Linked DNA regions of Homo sapiens: region 1 is linked to region 2. A link is an interaction called in ENCODE POLR2A ChIA-PET data of the cell type or tissue named here. Cell type or tissue: HepG2. All regions are shown on one strand. Each heading gives the region's core, and the rest is flanking DNA. Links, peaks and the distances in the headings are about the cores only. Region 1 holds the start of LEAP2 (liver enriched antimicrobial peptide 2). Region 2 holds the start of SOWAHA (sosondowah ankyrin repeat domain family member A).

Evidence for each region. Peaks named below come from ENCODE experiments on the same cell type or tissue, not always from the same donor. Only the 100,000 strongest peaks of a DNase experiment are listed, where the experiment ranks them.
Region 1: POLR2A ChIA-PET joins it to region 2 with 10 read pairs; 9 of 35 experiments call an interaction of 5 or more read pairs at or near these places.

What each region holds. Positions count from the first base shown.
Region 1 is chr5:132,869,473-132,877,711 of GRCh38, forward strand. It overlaps LEAP2 (liver enriched antimicrobial peptide 2), which reads left to right and starts at 4,196. Exons shown (of 3, transcript NM_052971.3): 1 at 4,196-4,279; 2 at 4,478-4,617; 3 at 4,938-5,574. The coding sequence starts at 4,223. The coding sequence ends at 4,974. It overlaps AFF4 (ALF transcription elongation factor 4), which reads right to left. Exons shown (of 21, transcript NM_014423.4): 21 at 5,923-8,239. In HepG2, for the core only: no CTCF peak of the experiment used is centred there; a DNase peak (open chromatin) is centred at 4,069; H3K4me3 peaks cover 2,390 bases.
Region 2 is chr5:132,798,402-132,814,288 of GRCh38, forward strand. It overlaps SOWAHA (sosondowah ankyrin repeat domain family member A), which reads left to right and starts at 14,901. Exons shown (of 1, transcript NM_175873.6): 1 at 14,901-15,887. The coding sequence starts at 15,221. RefSeq lists a silencer at 10,076-10,370. In HepG2, for the core only: a CTCF peak has its summit at 9,167 (motif pointing right); DNase peaks (open chromatin) are centred at 9,050, 10,230 and 11,760; H3K4me3 peaks cover 1,071 bases.

The DNA of each region.
Region 1 (8,239 bases), core at 240-8,239, 67 kb after region 2:
CTATTGCCTTTTAAGAATCAAAAGTTAAGATACTTCAAAACATGGCCGGATACAGTGGCTCACACCTGTAATCCCAGCACTTTGGGAGGCTGAAGTGGATGGATCACTTGAGGTCAGGAGTTTGAGACCAGCCTGGCCAACATGGTGAAACCCTGTCTCTACTAAAAATATAAAAATTAGCTGAGTGTGGTGGCACACGCCTATAATCCCAGCTACTCAGGAGGCTGAGGCAGAAACGCTTGAACCTGGGAGGTGGAGGTTGCAGTGAGCCAAGATTGTGCCACTGCACTCCAGCCTGGGTGACAGAGCGAGACTTCAAAACAAAACCTAAAAGATAAACTACATTGTGAGGCAGGATACGGGGAAAAGGCTGAGTCTTACAGTCTTGGGCTCGTCCTCTTAGCCCGTCACTTCCTCATTATGTGATATAGGCAAGAAACCTACTTTCATGAGCCTTAAGCTTCTCACCCATAAAATAGAAATATTATAAAGTTCTTGGGTTGTGGTGATGGTGAAATGAGTGACAAGTGTCTGGCAAGATGGTACGGGCTTAACACAGGGCAACTAACTGAGGAACTCTTCTACCTCACCCCCAAAAGACAGTCCAATTTTCCCATTTGCCTCTTTGTCCAGATTTATTCCCAGGTCTTGCAACATATTTGGGTCATAGACTTGAGAATGATGAAAACTGTGGACCCATCCTTACCTTGCATAGCTTCAAAGAGTTCACAGCCCAGAGGAGGACCACTGCTTTGAGAGGCCGTTAATGTCTTTCTCCCTCTGGTGTTTGCCCCAACCCGCCGAAGTAGACGGCCACCCTCTCCCATCTTGCTCACCTTGTTCTACACTTAGACTATTTCTCCCTGGTTCTTTGACTCCTTTGGAGAGACCAGCTCAAAAGATCCAAATCCCTTTTCTCAGCCCAAACCAGGCACCAAGCCTATTCTTTTTATTCCAGGAGTGCTCTACTGAGATGACTCTGCCGTAAGCCCTGTGATGTGTGGAGCTTCTGCTTTGGATGAAATTAGTCTGCTTTAAGCCTGTGTCTCATCAAAGGGCTTCCCTCTCTAAGCTTGGGGAAATGGATCTCACCTGTGTGGCAGGAGTGCTGAGGTGGTGGGTGTGTGGAATGTGGTGAGTTTTAGTAGTTCAGTGCTCCTATACATGACCTGGGATCATTTTAGGGGACATTTGCAGAAATCCTCAGAGGAGAACCTGAGTAAAACCTTTGAAGGAAAGACAGCTGCTGTGGGCTTCAGTGCTGGTAACCCATCTGGAGCCTCCAGTCCTGGGTATGGATCCCTTACCTGCTACTCTGGCACAACCATTTGCTCCATTTGACCTTTCTTTTTCCAAATGCTCCTGCCCCCACAAGCGTTTTTATCTATGGGCTGCAGAGTCTGATGAAAGGAATGCCCTTGCTCTTTTAGTTTGCAGGCAGTCCTCAAAATGCAGGCCTAAGGTAGGCCCAAAAGTCTATGCCAGTTCCAGCTAGCAAAAAAGCAAATACACCTTGACCTTTTGTTGAAATTTTACCTGGTAAAGTTTTTCCATTTCAGAGTCTTTCATCTTTTATTAGGCACCTCCTGCTTAGGGACAGCAAAAAGTTTCCAATTACTGCCAACTCCTAGTGATCGACCTGGAATGTGTTTCAAACAGCTGCTCATGTAGCTATACCCTCTTTCTCCCATTTCATCCTAAGCATTTGCCTCAGAAGCATAAAATCTCTTGAGAGTTGTATCCAGAGTTACCAAGCTCTCAGCTATCAAATCTGCTTCAGTCTCATTTTCTTCTTGTAAATTAGTCATTTGAACCCCCAAACTGACAGAATAGGAGACTAAAGCCCAAAAAGGGGAAGGGCTGGCCTATGGGCAGTTGCACTCTGTAGACCCCAGGCTACTGCTTACCAGCCAAGCATTCTACCTTCTTACGGCTGCAACTGTTAAAGGCTACTTAGGCCTTTCTATTGGATGAAGGAGCATGCAGTTACGTGTATATTCACTGAGCAAAATACTTGATTGTAGAATCCATGAAATTTTTTTTTTTTTAATTTCAAGAAGAGGCCTTCACAGTCTCTCAAGTATGGGATGGCTGTGGACAAATACTGCCAATTCAGCTAACTGCTGCCTGGATGTTGCTTTGAGTTTGATTTTTGCTCCATACTTAACTAAAACAACTAGCATTCACGTAGACATGTTAAAATACTTTCCCCTTCCCCAACAGTGGTTCCTTCCACAGACAGTGACTAATGGTTTTTTCTTTTGGGGAGAGGGTGGCATACAACATAGAGGCTTGAACCAAAGGCCTCTGCAATGTTGTCACACTCATGAGGATGAATGGTCCTTTCCGCCTACACACAGAGGGGCAAGGGCTTCAAGCTCTTTCTTTCCTTGACTGTGTTATCAGCTTTACAAATTAACACCATGCTAGTTTGATCCTGCTAGAAGTACAGGAAGGCAGAAATGGAGGATTAGGAGAATTACTCATCTTTTGGATGAACAGTTTCCAAATCCCATTTGGCACATCACTCTAGACTGGTAAAGGGGAGGCTGACACTGAGGCCACAGACCCAACTGGCTCTAGGACATCACGTTGTTCAGTCCTTTGCTTATCTAATCATTTGTGTTCTTACCCAGTGCTCACTAGGTCACCCACATAGCCACTTCCCCTCCCAGCAAAAGTTCCCAGTTTAGGCACCTGTCTGGGATCATCCAGTATCCAAGCTTAGGGGTGAAGGGAGGGAGCAGAGAACTAGTCTCAACTGGTTCGTTGGTATATAGGTCTCTTCTCAATGTTCCTAAAGTGCATGCAGTGGCATCCCCCTCAAGGCCTGGCTCCATGATTCTGAGAGGACTAGAATCAGGACAGTCAGATCTGTGGTCACATCCTGCCCAATTCCAGCTCTGAGGTCCATCAAACCATCTGCTTCTCCCTTGGCAAGAAGCTCCCTCTGTCTGACTGGCAGCAGGGTCAGTGGCCATCCTTTTCTACCTTCAGCTGTTGTGCATCTCCTCCACGTTTTCCTGGAGTAAAGGAACAAGCAGGTTCTTATCCAAATACCCAACCTGTGAAGATGAGACGGCCCTTGGGAAGAGGTATTAGCCAAGTTTTCAGTATGATGCCCGGCAGAAAGAATTTGTTGTCTTTGTCTTAAGCTTATTATCCTCCCAGGTCATAGGAAGATCTAAAGTCCAATCAGTCTCCTTACTCAGAATTCACAGCTTTCCCCTCAAACTTAAAATGCCCATGTCATTTCACGAGTACCCATAACTACCCATCGTTTAGATACATGTCCTCCCTTGGTCTAGAAATCTGCAGCAGTTCCTACTTAAACTGATGGATGCTTTGGGCTTTGGAGGTATCTCATCCCTATGCCTGTTGCCCTGAAGCTGCCGGAAGGAAAGGCCCCACTCAACTACTGGGAAGAAAGCCCATAATTCAAGGCTTTTAATACAGTCACTACACAAGCTCTCCCTCTGATTTAGGAGATCTTGTTACCTCCTCATCTACATGTGCTTAAAAACAAAAAGAAACCTATAATTATTCAATTCACCTGTGGTCCAAATAAGTCTCACATCCAGCCATTCCCCTGAGAGGGCAGGAGGCCAGACTTTGAACTTTCCACAGCTGGGTCTTCATTTTACTAGTGAGATAAAGAGGTGCAGATTAGGGTGACAGTCCATCTAAGCAAGTGGACGATCTGGGGAACTGTAGGCCTTGCTGAAGCATCCTCCCACAGAAAGGAGATAAGGGCCTTATCCAATTGGCTGTACACAATAGATCAGTGCTTCTTTCCTAGACAAGGCTGAAAGGGGCCAACATTATTTCTGAAGACTTCATTATTGGAATTCTATGGGAGTGATCTCACTGAGCTATTTTGGAATAGAAATGTGGCTAGTTGCCTGACCTCCCTCAATGGTTTCACGTGGCTTTCAAAGGGAAGGAAGGGCAGTGCTGACTTTTGGTAAAATGGGCGAAAGGGTCCATGCCAGCAACACAATCACTCAAAGTCCAGATGAGGGATCAGTAAATACAACGTGCCTGAAAGGTGGCCCTTGAGCACATTCCTCCGGTAGACATTAACTTATTAAATTGATTCTGATTACAAATATAAACTTTGCCCCCATCTCACCCAGTAACAATGCAAGAGTTGATGTCAGTCTATAAAAGGAAGTAGGAACTGTCCCTGGCTTTCAGGCTCCAACATCCTCCCCCTGTCAAGATGTGGCACCTCAAACTTTGTGCAGTCCTCATGATCTTCCTGTTGCTGTTGGGCCAGGTAAGGAGGGAAGGATACTTATGTGTGTGTGTGGAGTGTGGAGATGATAGTGGTGGTGGAACTTGAAAGCTAGATTCAGTCCTGAGGAATGGTTCCTCTGTTCTGAGTCTACAGCATCTGCGGAATGGAATGATCACTCTTCCAAGGTGTGCAGCAGGGTGTCAACACTTTCATATCTGAATGTCTTTGCCCTTACAGATAGATGGCTCCCCAATACCAGAAGTGAGTTCGGCAAAGAGAAGGCCACGGAGAATGACCCCATTTTGGAGAGGGGTTTCCCTCAGGCCTATTGGAGCCTCCTGCCGGGATGATTCTGAGTGTATCACAAGGCTATGCAGGTACTCCCTGAACCTGGGAGCAGGGTTGGGCCAGAGAGCCCTGGGAAGCTGGGCAGAGGAGTGACAAGGGGACACATGAACCTAAGAATAAAGCTGGGATGGAGGAGTTCTAGACTGAGACTGGGAGCTCCATGGAAAATCCCTTAGGAGTTAGGAGCCAAGAACAGCTCTATGTGGGTACCATGAAAGAGTGGTGCCTTTCCATTCTTCAGTCTTTCCTGAGACTGGACAGATCAAGCAAAGAGGAAGGAAATGCAGCATAGGTGGCCCTGGTCATTCCTAGACCCAGTCTTAAAAAACTACCCTTTCTTTTCCCCTAGAAAAAGACGCTGTTCCTTAAGTGTGGCCCAGGAATGATGTACATACCAGGGAAAGAAAGGACAGCAGTCACCTCCGACAATGCTCCGTTCTATGGAATATTGATTAACTGCATTTTGGCTGGAGACACCCAAGTGAAGCAATCTTGTATTTTTAATATTTAAAGGCAGATGTACGCTTTAAATTGGTCTCCATTTCTTCTTAGAATGTTGATATATGGATAAGCATAACTAAACTTGTCAATTTAGAGTTTATTTTTCTATGGATACTATTAAATGTCTCAAATTGAAATTTTAGCAGTCTGGAATTCAAGCTTTTGAGGGAAAGAAGGATTCATTTTGTATACTAAAGAAAAAAACAGCATTGCCCAATAATGTGTTAACTTCTCAATCTGGAAAGTGTAGTGAGAGCTACATAATCAATAGCTACGTAATCAACTTCAGCAAGTTCCTAAGCTGTGGCCCTGGATCCCTTCACTCCATACTCTTCAGGGAGGTGTCAAAGGTGGTCAAGCTTGGGAGGCTGAGGCAGGAGAATCACTTGAACCTGGGAGGTGGAGGTTGCAGTGAGCCAAGATCATGCCACTGCACCCCAGCCTGGGTGACATAGAGAGACTCTGTCTCAAAAAAAAAAAAAAAAAAAAAAGATGGTCAAGCACTTGCCATCTAATGAAGCACCCAGGTTTGTCTATGGCTGTCTGAAGATAAGGCAGAACAGAGAGAAAAATCTAGTTTAATAAAGCAATGAAAGCCCAAGCCACCAAAAGCACCAAAAGAGATTTAAGATTTCTGTTGGGACAAGGTGAATTTTGACATATGCACAAGGACCCATGGCCAGCAAGTTCAGAATTTCTGTAATCAGAAAATGAGACCTCAGCTGGTGGGAACAGACTTTTAAAGAGTAGTAACGGACCTTAAGACACAAAACAGGAATTGCATGAAAAGGGCTCAGAGTTGAAGAAATATAAAGAGTACAGTGTTCAGTAACTTTAATACAGAAAATCTATTTGATATTTATTAAACTTAGTTTCTCCAACTATGGTTTGGCATTGTACAAAGCATCTTAATGACACAGTAGAGTTAAAAAGATCTTTACAAATTGAAATGTGATACCCTTGTCTCCAAATATTTTAATTGCCATAAATTTGTTTAAAAATACACATTAAACGCATGTTTGACACTCTAAACTTTCTATACTCTCAATACCACAAAATACATATAATATACTATACAGATGTGGAAAAATCTAGTTAGTATATAATACTTTGCTCACCATTAACAGCTTTATCGTGTGAAATGCACATACTGACTTAGAAATCCTAGCTTTTGAGCCCCAAAGTACCTCTGAAATTGTAATGTATTGCAACAAATAAAAATCACAGTATATAATTGAAATTCTGGTTGAAAATGTCAGATGCCTAAATATTTTGGATAAAAGAAATGTAAAACAAAGATTTGGTTCATGTACAAAACAAAGGCATCCTTATCAGTCACTAACAGTACCTTTCTGCAAAATCAACAGGCTTTTAATTTATCAGTGACATTATCTCCCCTCCAAAACCCTCCCCAAATATCAAACAATTATATACCAAATAATTTTAATTTCAAATAAAAGGATTTTCAATAAATATATAAGCATTTCCATCCTCCATATACAAAATTTCTTAAAACCATTCAAAACGGAGGCTAGATAGAAATTTTCATAACTGTGCTTACCAACCCCACAACTGGCCCTTAAAGGTGGTGCCTTTTCAGGCAATGTCAACTGGCCAGTTCTGTTGGTGAGCCCCCTACCCCCACCCCACCCATCCCAGTACTGTTGAATGCTCATGTTAATGATTTGCCAGGTGTGTGCATAAAGTTGTAAAATGGGGACACTTCTGGAACACCAACAACAAACTCAACAATATGGATGATCATGGCATTGATTTGAAAGGCAGCATTTCCAAATTGATATTTTCCAGAGAGGAACATAGCAGGTAGAAAATTCCAATGGTTAAAAGCTGAAAAGAAGTCCCACATGGAAGCAGTAAGAGGTCAAAACTGAGTATCACTAGAGTTTCTGGGTGGGAGCTTTTTTATTTTTAAGAATGGCAAGTTATGTTTAGCTGAGTAACAGTGGCAAGGAGAGGTCAATGCTGACATTCCTGAAAGTCAACTTCTTTACATGATGACTACTTAGGCTGCTATTTTAGGATACTTAAAGATCTCTAAGACTTGGATTAGACTTAACTTGAATACCTTATTCTGTGACCAAATTACATGAAAAGAAGATACATAGTTATTATTTCCATTCCCTTTTCTGGAGACAGCAAGTTCTTTCTAATTAACCATAGGGTTCATGTGAATAGGAGCTTTGTAAGACCAGCATCCACTTTACAGACTATTAATAATTTACTTTTTGTCACTTGCTAACTTGGTTTTGGGGTCTAGAGGTCTAAAGTGAATTTCTCCATTAGCGAGTATCTGAAAGACATGCTCACAAACATGAAAAATTTGGCCTCTTCTCACTACATATTCCAAGGTATTCAATAATTATCTCTTCTATTAGTTTTACTGAATAGCAACCTTAGATGTACAGTATTATTACTGGAAAAAAAGCCTGCCTCTTCAATACATTAATGCATAAAGCTGAAATGAAATTTATGTTCCATGTATTAGGGGATATACAGGTATGATAGGTGTCTATATGGGTTTGAAATGCTCTGTCTCCCCAAGTTACTTAGGTTTTTTAAAAAACATCATCACAAGCTGCCTAACAGTCATCCCCAGTAGATGTTCCTGGGACCCAGACACAAACTCCTATAAATCAAAATATATAATGAGGCCATACTGTTCAATTAGCAACTGGAAAATTAAAATCTTTCCCACCCTGTAAGAGCCCTACGACACTACAGAAGGGCTCAAATACATTTTAAAAGTTAATTTACTACAAATCATAGTAATTAAGCTTTAACAATCTAAAGGAATACACATTGCACCCTTGAACATTAATATTCAAGGTGTCAACAAGAAAGTGTCTTAGATCAATTTAATAAATAATGTGGAAATAGTTGCACTAAGCTAAAATACTAAACACACACATATTTGACAAACTAATTTCATGTTTTCATACATACATACATATATATAAAGTGTGTATGTGTACAGAATTTTAAGATCCAAAGTTGCATACCCTTACACCTAGAAGAGTGCACAGTGTACTCCTCCTCTATATAACTAGGCATCACTGACTGGAACAATCACTGGCTGCTCTGAAACTCCAGAGTACTGGCCTCTAGAGCCAGAACTTTCATTTATAACAA
Region 2 (15,887 bases), core at 4,253-12,252:
CAGACTCTCCCAAGGAAAAGGGCTCCTTCTCTGGGTGTCCCAGACAGCTAAAAGATACCCCGTCTATCCCTTTTTTTTCTTTTCTTTTTTTTTTCTTTTTTTTTTTTTTTTTTTTGAGGCAGAGTCTTGCTCTGTCACCCAGGCTGGAGTACAGTGATGTGATCTCAGCTCACTGCAACCTCTGCCTCCCAGGTTCAAGTGATTCTACTGCCTCAGCCTCCCAAGTAGCTGGGATTACAGGTGCATACCACCACGCCCAGCTAAGTTTTATATTTTTAATAGAGACGAGGTTTCACCATGTTGGCCAGGCTGGTCTCGAACTCCTGTCCTCAAGTGATCCACCTGCCTCGGCCTCCCAAAGTGCCAGGATTACAGGAGTGAGCCACTGCACCCCCACCAACCCTACTGTCTATCCATGAGCACATCTTCCCGCAGATCTCTGTTTATATATGTATCTTCTCCATCAGGAAATGGTTTTACAGAAAACAAGAGCTGCCACCTATTATCCTTTGTATTTTTAGCTCTGAACTGGAAGTACTAAGGTGTTTCATCTTGTCAACTCTATCAGCTTGGTGATGGCTACCTGGAATGCCACATGGAAGATGATTCCAGAAAGATGCAGGCCATGCAGAGTGGTAGTGGGGTGCCAGAAAGTGCATGGGTGAAGGAGGAGGCAGGGACCAGGAGTTTTTCAAAGGAACTAACAAGAAACACCCCTCCCAAGGGCTGTAAAAAGCGACTGCTGGGCCGGGTGTGGTGGCTCACGCCTGTAATCCCAGAACTCTGGGAGGCTGAGGCAGGTGGATCACCTGAGGTCAGGAGTTCGAGACCAGTCTGACCAACATAGTGAAACCCCCATCTCTACTAAAAACACAAAAAACTAGCCGGACGTGGTGGCATGCACCTGTAGTCCCAGCTACTCAGGAGGCTGAGCCAGGAGAATCGTTTGAACCCGGGAGGCGGAGGTTGCAGTGAACTGAGATCGCACCATTGCATTCCAGCCTGGGCAACAAAAGTGAAACTCTGTCTCAGAAAAAAAAAAAAAAAAAGGTGACTACTGGCCTGTCTTATCACATCAAATACCTTGTAGAATGAGGAGCCTTCCTTGGAGTCAGAATACCTTTATGCTATAGGGAAGTTTTGCTCCTAAAATGTGATCCACACGTCAAGACTCTCCAACATGCAGCCAAAGCCATAGCTTTAGTTGAGACATGCCTGGGCCAGATCTCCTCACAGCCTCAGGTCATCTGAGTTCAAAGGCCTGAGGAATGCCACTCATATTTCAGGATAGAATCTTCCATTCCAGCAAGATTTGAGTAAACCCACCATTTCCTTCTAACCTTCGGTATTTGTTTCCTGTAGCTGCCATAACAAAATACTGCAAACTGGGTAACTTAATACAACAGAAAATTATTCTCTCACAGTTCTGGGGCCAGGAGTCCAACATCAAGGTATCAGCAGGGTCTCGGTCCCTCGGAAGGCTCTGGGGGAGAATCCCTCCTCAATACTTCCAGCTTTACGTGGCTGCAGATGTTCCTGGGCTTTCTTGGCAGCATCACTCCCATCTCTGCCTCCATCTTCATTTGGCCTTCTCCGTTTCTCCCACTGTGTCTTCTCCTCTTTTTTTTTTTTTTTTTTTCTTTTGAAACAGGGTCTCACTCTGTCGCCCAGGCTAGAGTGCAATGGTGCAGTCTCGGCTCACTGCAACCTCCACCTCCCAGGCTCAAGCGATTCTCCTGCCTCAGCCTCCTGAGTAGCTGGGATTACAGGTGTGCGCCACTACCACCCGGCTAATTTTTGTATTCTTAGTAGAGGCGGGGTTCCACCATGTGAGCCAGGCTGGTCTCGAACTCCTGGCCTCAAATAATCTGCCTGCCTCGGCCTCCCAAAGTGCTGGGATTACAGGTGTGAGCCACCGTGCCTGGCCCTCCTCTTCTGTCTCTTATAAGACACTTGTCATTGGATTTAGGGCCTGCCTGGATAATCTAGGATATTCTTATCTCAAGATCCTTAATTTAATTACATCTACAAAGATCTTTTTTCCAAATAAGGTCACATTAACAGGTTCTAAGACATAGACTTATCTTTAGGGGGCTACCATCTAACTCACTACATCTTCTGAATGGAAAATAACAAATAGTACCTAGGATGGGTTAACTTTGAGACATAAACAGTTTCTCTTAATGGAAACAAACAATGGTCTTTACAAATTTAGACTGAATAGTGAAAAACTACCATGAAAAAGCAGCAGCAAAAAAGCCCCATCCTAACGAACAACATTAATGTGATTGTTTTTGTCCTCGCTGTCACAGCCACACAGAAGGCTCTGTGCAGACTGTGGTCTTATTGTCTCTCCCCTGGAAAGTTCCTAAGCCCCAGTATGTTGAGCTTTTAGGACACTAGAACATTGTGACATTTTGCCAAAATTTTCCAGTTAAAAAATAAAGGATTATTTTGCCCAGGAAATTCTATCATCATTGCTAATGAAGACAAAGATTGGAGAAGGAAGAAGAGAGGAAGAAACACAGTGCCATGCATAAATAACCAAGCTGCAGCCTCTAGCCTCTTACCACTAATAAACAAATGCTCAAGAGCTTGTGTTTTAGAGACAGAAACTTATTCTGGGGGAAGCAGAGCCTTTCTTCCTGCTGAGTGCCCCCAGCATAATCTGTGTTTTGTTGTTGTTGCTGTTCCTTGCTCTTGCTCCAGCCATTTTTATCTGGAACTGAAGTCCTGTAGCTGCCATAATAAATTCCTGCAAACCGAGTAGCTTAAAACAACAGAAACTTACTCTGTTACAGTTGTGGAGACCAGAGGTCCCCAATTAAGGTGTCAACAGGGTCCCACTCCCTCTGAGGGCTCTAGGGGAGAAACCTTCCCTGCCTAAAGGTTAGTAGTGGAAATGTTTGTGCTGCTAACTGTGCTACGCTTACTTCCATTCATCAACATCTGGGAAGGTAACAGGTAACCAGAAGTTTACATTCTGAAAACTTCCAGAAAAACATCCCTCTCCACGGCCCCACTTCTAGCTCCTGAAATCATGAGACTCAAACCACTTCAACCTACTGTAACATATCCAAGGTGTTAATTGACTCTCACCCTAGGATGAGAGTCAGGTATGTAGACAGTAACCTCTGATCCCACTTTGAAAAGGAAAAATCCAAGTGATGAGAGTGGCGTTGGTGGTGTAATGGTTATAGTGGTTATAGTGGTGTGCCTAGCTGCCTTCTGATACAATGAGAGTCACTGCCATGTGAAGAATTGTTACTGTTTTGTCATTATCAATAGTTATTGAACATAAGGTACATAGACAGTAACCTGGGACCTCATTCTGAAAAAAAAAAAAAAAAACTCAAAGTGACCACAGTCACTACTATGTGACAAATTCTTGCCATTTAATCATTGTAAATATTTATCAAATATTTAGAGCTATACCCCAACTCATGAGGACATAGACTCTTACTCTTTGGAACTTGGGCCACCCGGGGAATAGGTAGCTGAAAGGAGACCTGCATTCATCCCTGTTTTCATTTAGCATTGCCAATATTTCACTGATGCTTAGTTAGGTAAGTAAAATCAGTACTATCAATGACTTCTTCCCCAGACCACACACCCTCAAAGGTAGAGTTCACCTTCCTGTTTCTTGCTCGTTGTTCAGTATCACAAATTATTCCTCTGAAGGCTGTAAATAAAACTCTCCAATATTTACATAGCTGATGGTCTCAAAGTGGCAAGCAAGCAGATCTTCTGAGAATCTCTAGACCATCTGGCTGCCTACCCACCCTGCCGCCCACCTCATGTCCTGCTCCCTCCACCACACAGACCTAGCTTGACTCCTCCCCGAAACACCTCCCCTCTAGAAAGGAGATTGTCAATCAACACCTGACATTCAGTCTTTTACTACTGCTTACTTCAAATTATTTTAAGCTCTCTGTGAATTAGCTCTTGGAATCATTGAATAGGAAACCCGATAAGCTGATGTTTAAGGATTTTTTCCTACCTTTAACCAAGTTGCTAAATAGAGGGCAAATTAAACATGGTATACTAAGCCTGGTGCAGTGACACATGCCTGTAGTGCCACCTAGTTGAGAGGCTGAGGCCGGAGGATCACTTGAGCCCAGGAGTTCCAAACCCAACCTGGGCAACATAGTAAGATTCCATCTCTAAAGACAAGCAAACATGGTACACTAGTACAACAAGAGTTTAGGGGATAATTGAGTTATTTCTACCTGTCATCTCTAAAGCCAGGACAAGGTTGTTTCAACAAGGAATGTTGTTGGTGGATTTCACATTTCCAGACATTTGGTGCTGTAATCTCCAAGCCCATCTGCATGGGTGATATGGTTTGGCTGTGTCCCCACCCAAATCTCATCTTAAATTGTAGCTCCCAAAATTCCCACGTGTCATGGGAGGCACCCCGTGGGAGGTAATTGAATCATGGGAGTGGGTCTTTCCTGTGCTGTTTTTGTGATTGTGAATTAGTTTCGCAAGATCTGATAGTTTTATACAGGGGTGTTTCCTTGCACAAGTTTCCTCTTGCCTGCCTCCAGGTGAGACGTGCCTTTTACCTTCCACCATGATTGTGAGGCCTCCCTAGCCACGTGGAGCTGTAAGTCCATTAAACTTCTTTTTCTTTATAAATTACCCAGTCTTGGGTATGTGTTTATCAGCAGAGTGATAACAGACTAATACAATGGGAAGCTGCATGGAATACAAGTCTGACCTCTGAGTTGCTAATTCATCCACCTTGACCAAGCAGGGACTCCATTTCATAACTAAAGAAATGGTTAAAACAGCACTTTGATTTCTGTGGGATTGGTGGTGATATCCCTTTTATCATTTTTTATTGCGTCTATTTGATTCTTCTGTCTTGTTTTCTTTATTAGTCTTGCTAGTGGTCTATCAATTTTGTTGATCTTTTCAAAAAACCAACTCCTGGATTCATTGATTTTTTGAAGGGTTTTTTGGGTCTCTATCTTCTTCAATTCTGCTCTGATCTTAGTTATTTCTGCTAGCTTTCGAATTTGTTTGCTCTTGCTTCTCTAGTTCTTCTAATTGTGATGTTAGGGTGTCGATTTTAGATCTTTCCTGCTTTCTCTTGTGGGCATTTAGTGCTATAAACCTCCCTATAAACACTGCTTTAAATGTGTCCCAGAGATTCTGGTACATTGCGTCTTTGTTCTCATTGGTTTCAAAGAATATCTTTATTTCTGCTTTCATTTCATTATTTATCCAGTAGTCATTCAGGAGCAGGTTGTCCAGTTTCCATGTAGTTGTGCGGTTTTGAGTGAATTTCTTAATCCTGAGTTCTAATTTGATTGCACTGTGGTCTGAGAGACAGTTTGTTGCGATTTCTGTTCTTTTACATTTGCTGAGGACCAGAGGTACAAAGAGGAGCTGGTACCAGTCCTTCTGAAACTATTCCAATCAATAGAAAAAGAGGGAATCCTCCCTAACTCATTTTATGAGGCTCAGCATCATCCTGATACCAAAGCCTGGCAGAGACACAACAAAAAAAGAGAATTTTAGACCAATATTCCTGATGAATATCGATGCGAAAAATCCTCAATAAAATACTGGCAAACCAAATCCAGCAGCACATCAAAAAGCTTATCCACCATGATCAAGTCGGCTTCATCCCTGGGATGCAAGGCTGGTTCAACATATGCAAATCAATAAACATAATCCATCACATAAACAGAACCAATGACAAAAACCACATGATTATCTCAACAGATGCAGAAAAGGCCTTCAACAAAATTCAACAGTGCTTCATGCTAAAAACTCTCAATAAACTAGGTATTGATGGAACGTATCTCAAAATAATAAGAGCTGTTTATGACAAACCCACAGCCAATATCATACTGAATGGGCAAAAACTGGAAGCATTCCCTTTGAAAACTGGCACAAGACAGGGATGCCCTCTCTCGCCACTCCTATTCAACATAGTGTTGGAAGTTCTGGCCAGGACCATCAGGCAAGAGAAAGAAATAAAGGCTATTCAATTAGGAAAAGAGGAAGTGAAATTGTCCCTGTTTGCAGATGACATGATTGTATATTTAGAAAACCCTATCATCTCAGCCCAAAATCTCCTTTAACTGGTAAGCAACTTCAGCAGTCTCAGGATACAAAATCAATGTGCAAAAATCACAAGCATTCCTATACACCAATAACAGACAAACAGAGAGCCAAATCATGAGTGAACTCCCATTCACAATTGCTACAAAGAGAATAAAATATCTAGGAATCCAACTTACAAGGGATGTGAAGGACCTCTTCAAGGAGAACTACAAACCACTGCTCAATGAAATAAAGGAGGACACAAAAAAATGGAAGAATATTCCATGCTCATGGATAGGAGAATCAATATTGTGAAAATGGCCATACTGCCCAAGGTAATCTATAGATTCAATGGCATCCCCATCAAGCTACCAATGACTTTCTTCACACAATTAGAAAAAAGTACTTTGAACTTCATATGGAACCAAAAAAGAGCCCACATTGCCAAGACAATCCTAAGCAAAACAAACAAAGCTGGAGGCATCACGCTACCTGACTTCAAACTATACTACAAGGCTACAGTAACCAAAACAGCATGGTACTGGTACCAAAACAGAGATATAGACCAATGGAACAGAACAGAGCCCTCAGAAATAACACCACACATCTACAGCCATCTGATTTTTGACAAACCTGACAAAAACCAGAAATGGGGAAAGGATTCCCTATTTAATAAATGGTGCTGGAAAAACTGGCTAGCCATATGTAGAAAGCTGAAACTGGATCCCTTCCTTACACCTTATACAAAAATTAATTCAAAATGGATTAAAGACTTAAATGTTAGACCTAAAACCATAAAAACCCTAGAAGAAAACCTAGGCAATACCATTCAGGACATAGGCATGGCAAGGACTTCATGACTAAAACACCAAAAGCAATGGCAACAAAAACCAAAATAGACAAATGGGATCTAATTAAACTAAAGAGCTTCTGCATGGCAAAAGAAACTACCATCAGAGTGAACAGGCAACCTACAGAATGGGGAAAATTTTTGCAATCTACCCATCTGATAAAGGGCTAATATCCAGAATCTACAAAGAATTTAATTTACAAGAAAAAAACAACCCCATCAAAAAGTGAGCAAAGGATATGAACAGACACTTCTCAAAAGAAGACATTTATGCAGCCAACAGACACATGAAAAAATGCTCATCATCGCTGGTTATCAGAGAAATGCCAATGAAAACCACAATGAGATACCATCTCACGCCAGTTAGAATGGCGATCATTAAAAAGTCAGGAAACAACAGATGCTGGAGAGTATGTGGAGAAATAGGAACACTTTTACACTGTTGGTGGGAGTGTAAACTAGTTCACCCATTGTGGAAGACAGTGTGGTGATTCCTCAAGGATCTAGAGCTAGAAATACCATTTGACCCAGCCATCCCATTACTGGGTATATACCCAAAGGATTATAAATCATGCTACTATAAAGACACATGCACATGTATGTTTATTGCGACACTATTCACAATAGCAAAGACTTGGAACCAACCCAAATGTCCAACAAGGATAGACTGGATTAAGAAAATGTGGCATATATACACCATGGAATACTATGCAGCCATAAAAAAGGATACGTTCACGTCCTTTGCAGGGACATGGATGAAGCTGGAAACCATCATTCTGAGCAAACTATCACAAGGACGGAAAACCAAATACCACATGTCCTCACTCACAGGTGGAAACTGAACAATGAGAACACTTGGACACAGGGTGGGGAACATCACATACCGGGGCCTGTCAGAGGGTGGGGGACAGGGGGAGGGATAGCATTAGGAGAAATACCTAATGTAAATGACGAGTTAATGAGTGCAGCAAACCAACATGACACATGTATACCTATGTAACAAACCTGCACGTTGTGCACATGTACCCTAGAACTTAAAGTATAAAAAATAAAAATAAAAATAAAAATAAACAGCACTTTGAGCCAGGCACATTGACAGCTGCCTGTCATCTCAGCAACTCGGAAGGCTGAGGCAGGGGATCACTTCAGCCCAGCAGTTCCAGACAAGCCCAGGCAACATAGCAAGACTCTGTCTCAAACAACAACAACAACAACAACAATAAAAGACTAGCATTTTGCAGGCCTCTCAGATTAGGCCCTTCCTAATTCAGACGGTGTCCCACATGAAAGAAAAGCTGACCCCAGGGAACACGTATTCTATTTTATGGAATGAAGTGTTGCCCATTAAAAGAAAAAAAAAAGAAAGAAAGAAAGAAAAAGAAAAACTGACCCCCCAAATGTCCCAGGGGTAGGGGAGCAGGTATACTCTTTTAAATAAAAACTCAGGCCGGGCACGGTGGCTCACGCCTATAATCCCAGCACTTTGGGAGGCCGAGGCAGGCGGATCACGAGGTCAGGAGTTCAAGACCATCCTGTCCAACATGGTGAAACCCCGTCTCTACTAAAATACAAAAAATTAGCCGGGCATGGTAGTACACGCCTGTAGTCCTAACTACTCGGAGGCTGAGGCAGGAGAATCCCTTGAACCCGGGAGGCAGAAGTTGCAGTGAGCCGAGACTGTGCCACTGCACTCCGGCCTGGCAACAGAGCGAGACTCCGTCTCAAAAAAACCACAAACAAAAAACACCTCATACCTGAGAAGGCAAGGGACTGAAAGGGATGATTAAAGATGGGTAGCAAAGGGCACCAACTGCTGGAGATTCATGAAGCCAGGACACAGCTTTCCAAGTCTCCGTGGACCAGGTCTGTGGCTCCCTACTTAGCAACCAAGCAATAGTCTGAGCAATCAGAGAAGCAGCAGCCTGAAAAATGAACTGCAGAGTCAAAAACTCAGTCTACAGCAGAAACACGTGAGCTGACACTTTCACTCAGATTTAGAAATAAAGTTCTTTTGACCTTAGAGAGAAGTGGGCTTAACAAGCTGCAGGCATGAGAGAGGTCCCCTTTGCTTCCCCTGGGCTGGAAGCAAGAACAAAGCACGATTTGTTCCGGAAGTTGACCGCAAAAGCTTGATATCTGGGCAAAGTCCCTTTACAGCCACTGCTGGGCAGCCCATCCCCCTCAAGTCCCTGGAGCTCCTGCCTCCTGGGACCGGAGGAACTCTTCTTTACAGATGAGATGTATTGGTGAGACACCAGGGGGCAGAGGTGGCAGGCTGCGTTGGATAAACGCAATGGAAGGAGCTGATTTGCACTGCCATGGTAGGGGAGAAGACATTTACAAACATTAAGCATCCGCTACAGCTCTTGGTGGGGCCTAGGCATGGGGTTCAGAGGGTAGTGTGGATTGGAATAAGGAATAGAACAGAACAGAATACAGACCAGGCGTGATGGCTCACGCCTATAATCCCAGCACTTTGGGAGGCCGAGGTGGGCAGATCACCTGAGGTCAGGAGTTTGAGACCAGCCTGAACAACATGGTGAAACCCTGTCTCTACTAAAAACACAAAAATACCATTGGCAGGCATCTGTAATCCCAGCTACTCAGGAGGCTGAAGCAGGAGAATCACTTGAACCCAGGAAGCAGAGGTTGCAGTGAGCCAAGATCGTGCCATCGCACTCCAGCCTAGGGGACAAGAGCGAGACTTTGTCTCAAAAATAATAATATAAATGTAATGTAACATAGCATAAGATTATGAAATTATTTTATTTTATATTTAAATATTGTAGCTTTAAAAATTACAGAGGGCCTCTACCCTGATCTGCTTCATATTTAAGATACTGAGATAAGAACAAATAGCCTTCCTATTTCATTCTCCATGTTCAAGACACATCATGGAATTTTATCCTTGCTATAAATATACATTTTATATTTGATTTTCCTAATGTTGCGGGCAAACTGCTGGGTCACTGGAAGAATTGATTCTCTGGCCTCACTGGCAACAGGGCATCAAAACTGAAAAGCAGCCTGGGGAACTGGATGTCATTAGCATCCTCACTGTAATGTTTGCTCAAACTATAAACTTATCACTTAAAATATTAAAGCAGAGTATGTTCAGAAGCACAAGCATAAATAAAAGTTTAAGTAAGGTATTTGTGAGGAGTTTTTCCCTACTTTATTTATTAAACATTCAGAACATCAATTTTAAATCATCAGTGACCTAACTTTGCATGGTAAATGAGCATAGGCAGGTAGCCTGGGGTTCCAGTTTGAGCTCAGCCAATTGTTAACTGTGACCTTGGCCAAGTTTCCTTATGTAGCTCAGAGCCTGAAGCCTGTTAAGCACTGTCAATAAACGGCTTGTACTAGCAATTCCTGTTCAATCAGTATTTAATCCTTGTCTACTCTTAGCGATCATGAAACCACCATTGCAAAATTATAACTGAGACAGTGAAAGAGATCTGATCTTACTAACTCCATCTTGCTTCTAACCTCCAAGTTGTCCTTGTTCATTCCTGAGCATAGGCCAAATTAACTTTGGGAGAAACTTAGTTTATAGTTTGAAACAAAGATGGTAACAGCCCTTTCCCAAAATGAACTAGACTGCCTTTGTAGAATTAACAAATTAGCCAAAAGATTAGATTATGGTTTAGAAGTCAGGCAGCTGGAGGCTGCAAGATTCTAAACCTCCCCAAATTGCCCCTGGGGATAACGTCACTATTGTGAAGCCTAAGATCAGTTCTTGAGATATTTTGCAGACCCTGTACTTGATGCATCAGCTGGCACCACCCAGGCTCGTAAACTGGCTCATCTGGTCTTGTAGCCCCCACCCAGGAGCTGACTCAATGCAAGAGGACAGCTTCAACTCCCTGTGATTTCATCTCTGACCTGACCGATCAGAACCCCCAATTCACTGGCCCCCCTACCCACCAAATTATCCTTAAAAACTCCAGTCCCTAAATTCTCAGGGAGACTGATTTGAGTAATAATAAAACTCTGGTCTTCTTGCACAGCCAGCTCTGTGTGAATTACTCTTTCTCCATTGCAATTCCCCTGTCTTGATAAATCGGCTCTGTCTAGGCAGTGGGCAAGGTAAATTAATCCATTGGGGGGTTACAATCATAGTCAAAATTAGTTCAAACCACATAAATCAATAATGATCTTTAACAGAGAGTGCTCTCCCTCATCTCTCTTCTTGGAGACAAGAGATGGTAACAAAAGTCCAAGTTGAAGCTTCACTACCTATGAGATCATGGAAATGACTTTTCAAGGAACACAACAATTGGCCCAGAAAAAGGTAGGAAAATAAAATATAAAAAGTAGCTATTGAAATGAAAATTAAAACAAAGGGAATATAACTTTAAAAGTGAAAACAAGACAATATAATGCAAGTTCTGTTTCTGAAGTATCTTTGGCACCCATCCACTGTCCGAGCTTGATAAGCCCTACCGTCTTCCACTGGACCCTGCCACTACCTCCCCAGGGTCCCCTCTTCCGCCCATTCGCCACACCAGTCTTGACTAAGGTAACATGGGTTCTTAGCAACACGCGGTCTAATCCCATGTGTACCAAATGGTGTAGATGGTTGTGTATATATCTATGGATGTACAGAGAAAAACTCCTCACAGCATAAACTAAAAAATATCAAGTGGCTCTCTAACATGTGACATATTCTTTTTATATTTTAGAAACTATTGAGAATTGGAAAAAACATTAATTCTATAATCAGAAAATAAAGCCACTTTTTAAAAAGAAGAAAGCAAGCTCTCAATGACATTCTACTGCAAACAGGGCAAAGTCCAAACTACCATTTAAGGCCCTTCACCCATCACCCCAGATGACTTTTCCAACATTATATTTTTCCATATCCCTGGCACACACCCTGAACTTCAAACACACTGGACACTCTTTACCCTGAATTCAGCCTTCATAGTCCCACTTTCTTTTTTTGTTGCCCAGGCTGGAGTGCAGTGGCACTATCTTGACTCACTGCAAGTTCTGCCTCCCGGGTTCACACCATTCTCCTGCCTCAGCCTCCCAAGTAGCTGGGGCTACAGGTGCCCGCCACCATGCCCGGCTAATTTTTTTGTATTTTTAGTAGAGACAGGGTTTCACCATGTTAGCCAGGATGGTCTCAATCTCCTGACCTCATGATCTGCCCACCTCCGCCTCCCAAAGTACTGGGATTACAGGTGTGAGCCACCACACCCGGCCCACAGTCCCACTTTCAAGCTTTCACCTATCCTGTTCTCATAGCCTGCCTCTTGGAGATGTCCCAGTCCTCCCTCTTCCCTATCCTTCCCCACCCCTTCACCCCCCATCCCCCACGTGCTCTGGTAAGTACCTGGAGCATTCATTTCATTTGGCTATGTCACATAATTAATTGTACTTAATGTTTTTCTCTTCTCCACTAAGCAGTAAGCTCTTCAAAGGCAGATTGTATCTTCTACCCAGAGTATCTGGCTTACAGCCTTGCACCCAAAGATATCCAATAGATGTTTGTTGAAATAAATTATTGAGGAATGCAGAGCACGATACACCTGAGGCAGTTTGCAGAAGGCTTTACAGGGGTGGGCCTTGAGGTGAGTCTAAAGAATGGGTAAGGTAGGGCAGGCGCAGTGGCTCACGCCTGCAATCCCAGCACTTTGGGAGGCTGAGGTGAGTGGATCACCTGAGGTCAGGAGTTCGACACCAGCCTGGCCAACATGGTGAAACTCCATCTCTACTAAAAATAAAAAATTAGCCAGGCATGGTGGCACATGCCTGTAATCCCAGCTACTTGGGAGGCTGAGGCAAGAGAATTACTTGAACCCGGGAGGCGGAGCTTGCAGTGAGCCAAGATTGCGCCATTGCACTCCAGCTTGGGCAACAAAAGCAAAACTCCATCTCAAAAGAAAAAGGGGGGGCGCTGGGGTAAGGCTAGATGCAGTGGCTCACACGTGTAATCTTTGGAGGCTGAGGTGGAAGGCTCGCTTGAGGCCAAGGGTTTGAGACAAGCTTGGGCAATATAAAAATAAAATTAGCTGGGTGTGATGCTGTTGCGTGTGATGGTGCGTGCCCTGCGAATTCTACTCCTAGGAGCCTATCCTAAGGAATTACTCAGAAAGGTGCACAAAGTCTTATATATCAACAGCATCATTTATAAGAATTAAAAACTAGAAACAATATAAACAATGAAGAACAAGAAAACAAAGTATAATACTACATTTATTTGATGCTATCATTAAAAGTTGTATGTTTTTGAAGACTAGACTAGCTATTGTCATTGGGAGGAATGCTCACAATATAAAGTGAGGGGGAAATGTTTAAATTGTTTGCATCTTGGGGACAGGGCTGAACTCAGAAATTGCCCCTGGGGATTGGATTGGGGAAAGGGGACCCTTTACATTTTAGTCTTCTGTTTTCCTTTTGAGTAATACTAATAGTAGTGACTATACTACTAATAATAATTCAAATGATTACTGTAAGCCAAGCATTATGCTAAGTCTTTTGTGTTTATTTTCTCACTTAATTCTCTCAACCATCTGAGCAGGTAAGTACTATTTTCCTCATTCCTTTACAGACAAGAAAGCTGAGGCACAGAGAAGTCAAGGCATTTGCCCAAGGTAGAGCCAGAACTCAAGTGTAGAATGTTGACTCCAGAGTCTTGTTTTCTCAGCTACTACAATATGCTGCTTCTGGTTAGATATATTTGTAGTACTGCAATTATTTATTTATTTATGAGACAGGGCTTGCTCTTGTCATCCAGGCTGGAGTGCAGTGGCGCCATCTCAGCTCACTGCAACCTCCACCTCCCGGGTTCAAGCGATTCACCTGCCTCAGCCTCCGGAGTAGCTGGGATTACAGGTGCGTGCCATCACACCCAGCTAATTTTTGTATTTTTAAGTAGAGATGGATTTCACCATGATGGCCAGGCTGGTCTCGAACTCCTGACCTCAGATCATCCGCCCAAGTCAGCCTCCCAAAGTGCTGGGATTAGAGGCGTGAGCCATCGCGCCCGGCCTGCATTTTAAATTAAGGAACTGATTCTACCTCTGCCAGGCAGTTCCCTCAACTAGAAACCTCTTCCCCGTCTACATAACTCCCTGATCTCCTTCAAGTCCTTGTTTAAATGTCACTTTCACAACGAGTACTATCCTGACTGCCCAGATCAAAATTGCAACCTGACCCTCATCCGTTATACCCCGCTGTGCTTTTTTCATAGCATGTATTTAGTATATCATATAGTTTTCGGATTCACCATATGCTTCTGTTCTCCTCCAACACATGAGCCCCACTAGGTCACGGGTTTTTAAATCTGTCTTGCTAACTGACGCATCTTAGCCAAAAAAAAAAAAAAAAAAGTCCTGGCACAAACTACGTGCTCAATACCTATCTGTGGAACAAACGAAGGTTTAAAACCATGGCATGACTCCGCATTGCTTTCTTACTTTAAAGCATAAACATACATACACACATGGGAGACAGGGAGAGGATATTTCAAAATGTTAATGGTGATTTCAAGTGATTTTTTTTCCTTCTTTATGTTTTCCTCTATGTTTTCCTGTTATGTTTATGTTTCCTGTGGTTTTATACCCCAAATTCTACGTGAAAATGTATTCTCTTACCATGAGAAAATTGCTTTTGAAAACGTCTCTCTAAACCTAGAGTAACGTGCATTGCCGCGCAGAGTGAATTGGTTTTGCTGTAAATCTCATGAAGCCGTTTTCCTGCATGAAACACAGTAAAAAAAAAAAAAAACTGGAGTGGTATTGACGACCTTTAAAAAAAAAAGATTGTTCTGAAATCATCGCTTGGTGTTTTGCAGTGGTTAAATGTTTATTAAAGGAATAAAAATCCATTCCTCCTTGGCGGACCGCGGCGTCCCTAGGGAACACACCCACCTAGCAACCGAGACCAGAGCTGGAGCGCTGCGCCTTTAATTCTGGGGCGGGCGGGGGGCGGCGGGAATTTCTGCTCCGGTTCCCTCTGCATCGCGGGGGCAGCTGTCACCTGTAAGGCGAGCGCGGCGCGGGGGATGGAAGCAGGCGCCCATTGGACAGAATACAAAGGCAGAAACCTACCCCGAAGGCCGGGGCCCGGCGGGGCGCTGGGGGTGGGCGCTCCCCGCGGCCCCCGGCGCCCTTCGCCCCGAGACGCCCCGGCCCAGCGGCACTGGCGCGACCGAGGTCCAGCTTCGGGGACACGCCCGGCTGGCCGCGGGGAAGGCACCAGGTGAGCGCGGCCGCGCCTCCCGGAACCCCGCTCCCGCGCGTCCCGCGGCGACGCGGCGCCCACCCGCCCCGGGAGCCAGGAACCCAGGGCCCCACCATGGCGCTGGCCGCCGCCGCCGCCGCTGCGGCTGCCGGGGTGAGCCAGGCGGCGGTGCTGGGCTTCCTGCAGGAGCACGGCGGGAAGGTGCGCAACTCCGAGCTGCTGAGCCGCTTCAAGCCGCTGCTCGATGCCGGCGACCCGCGGGGCCGCGCCGCCCGCAGGGACCGCTTCAAGCAGTTCGTCAACAACGTGGCGGTGGTGAAGGAGCTCGACGGCGTCAAGTTCGTGGTGCTGAGGAAGAAGCCCCGGCCCCCGGAGCCCGAGCCCGCACCCTTCGGCCCCCCGGGGGCAGCGGCCCAGCCGTCGAAACCCACTTCGACGGTCTTGCCGCGGAGCGCCTCTGCCCCGGGAGCTCCGCCCTTGGTCCGGGTGCCGCGGCCAGTGGAGCCGCCAGGGGACCTGGGTCTGCCAACAGAGCCACAGGACACCCCGGGGGGGCCGGCCTCCGAGCCCGCTCAGCCGCCCGGGGAGCGGTCCGCCGACCCACCGCTTCCAGCCCTTGAGCTAGCCCAGGCCACCGAGAGACCCTCCGCAGACGCGGCCCCACCGCCTAGGGCCCCTTCTGAGGCGGCATCGCCCTGCTCTGATCCGCCAGACGCGGAGCCCGGGCCCGGGGCAGCGAAAGGGCCGCCGCAGCAGAAGCCCTGTATGCTGCCGGTGCGCT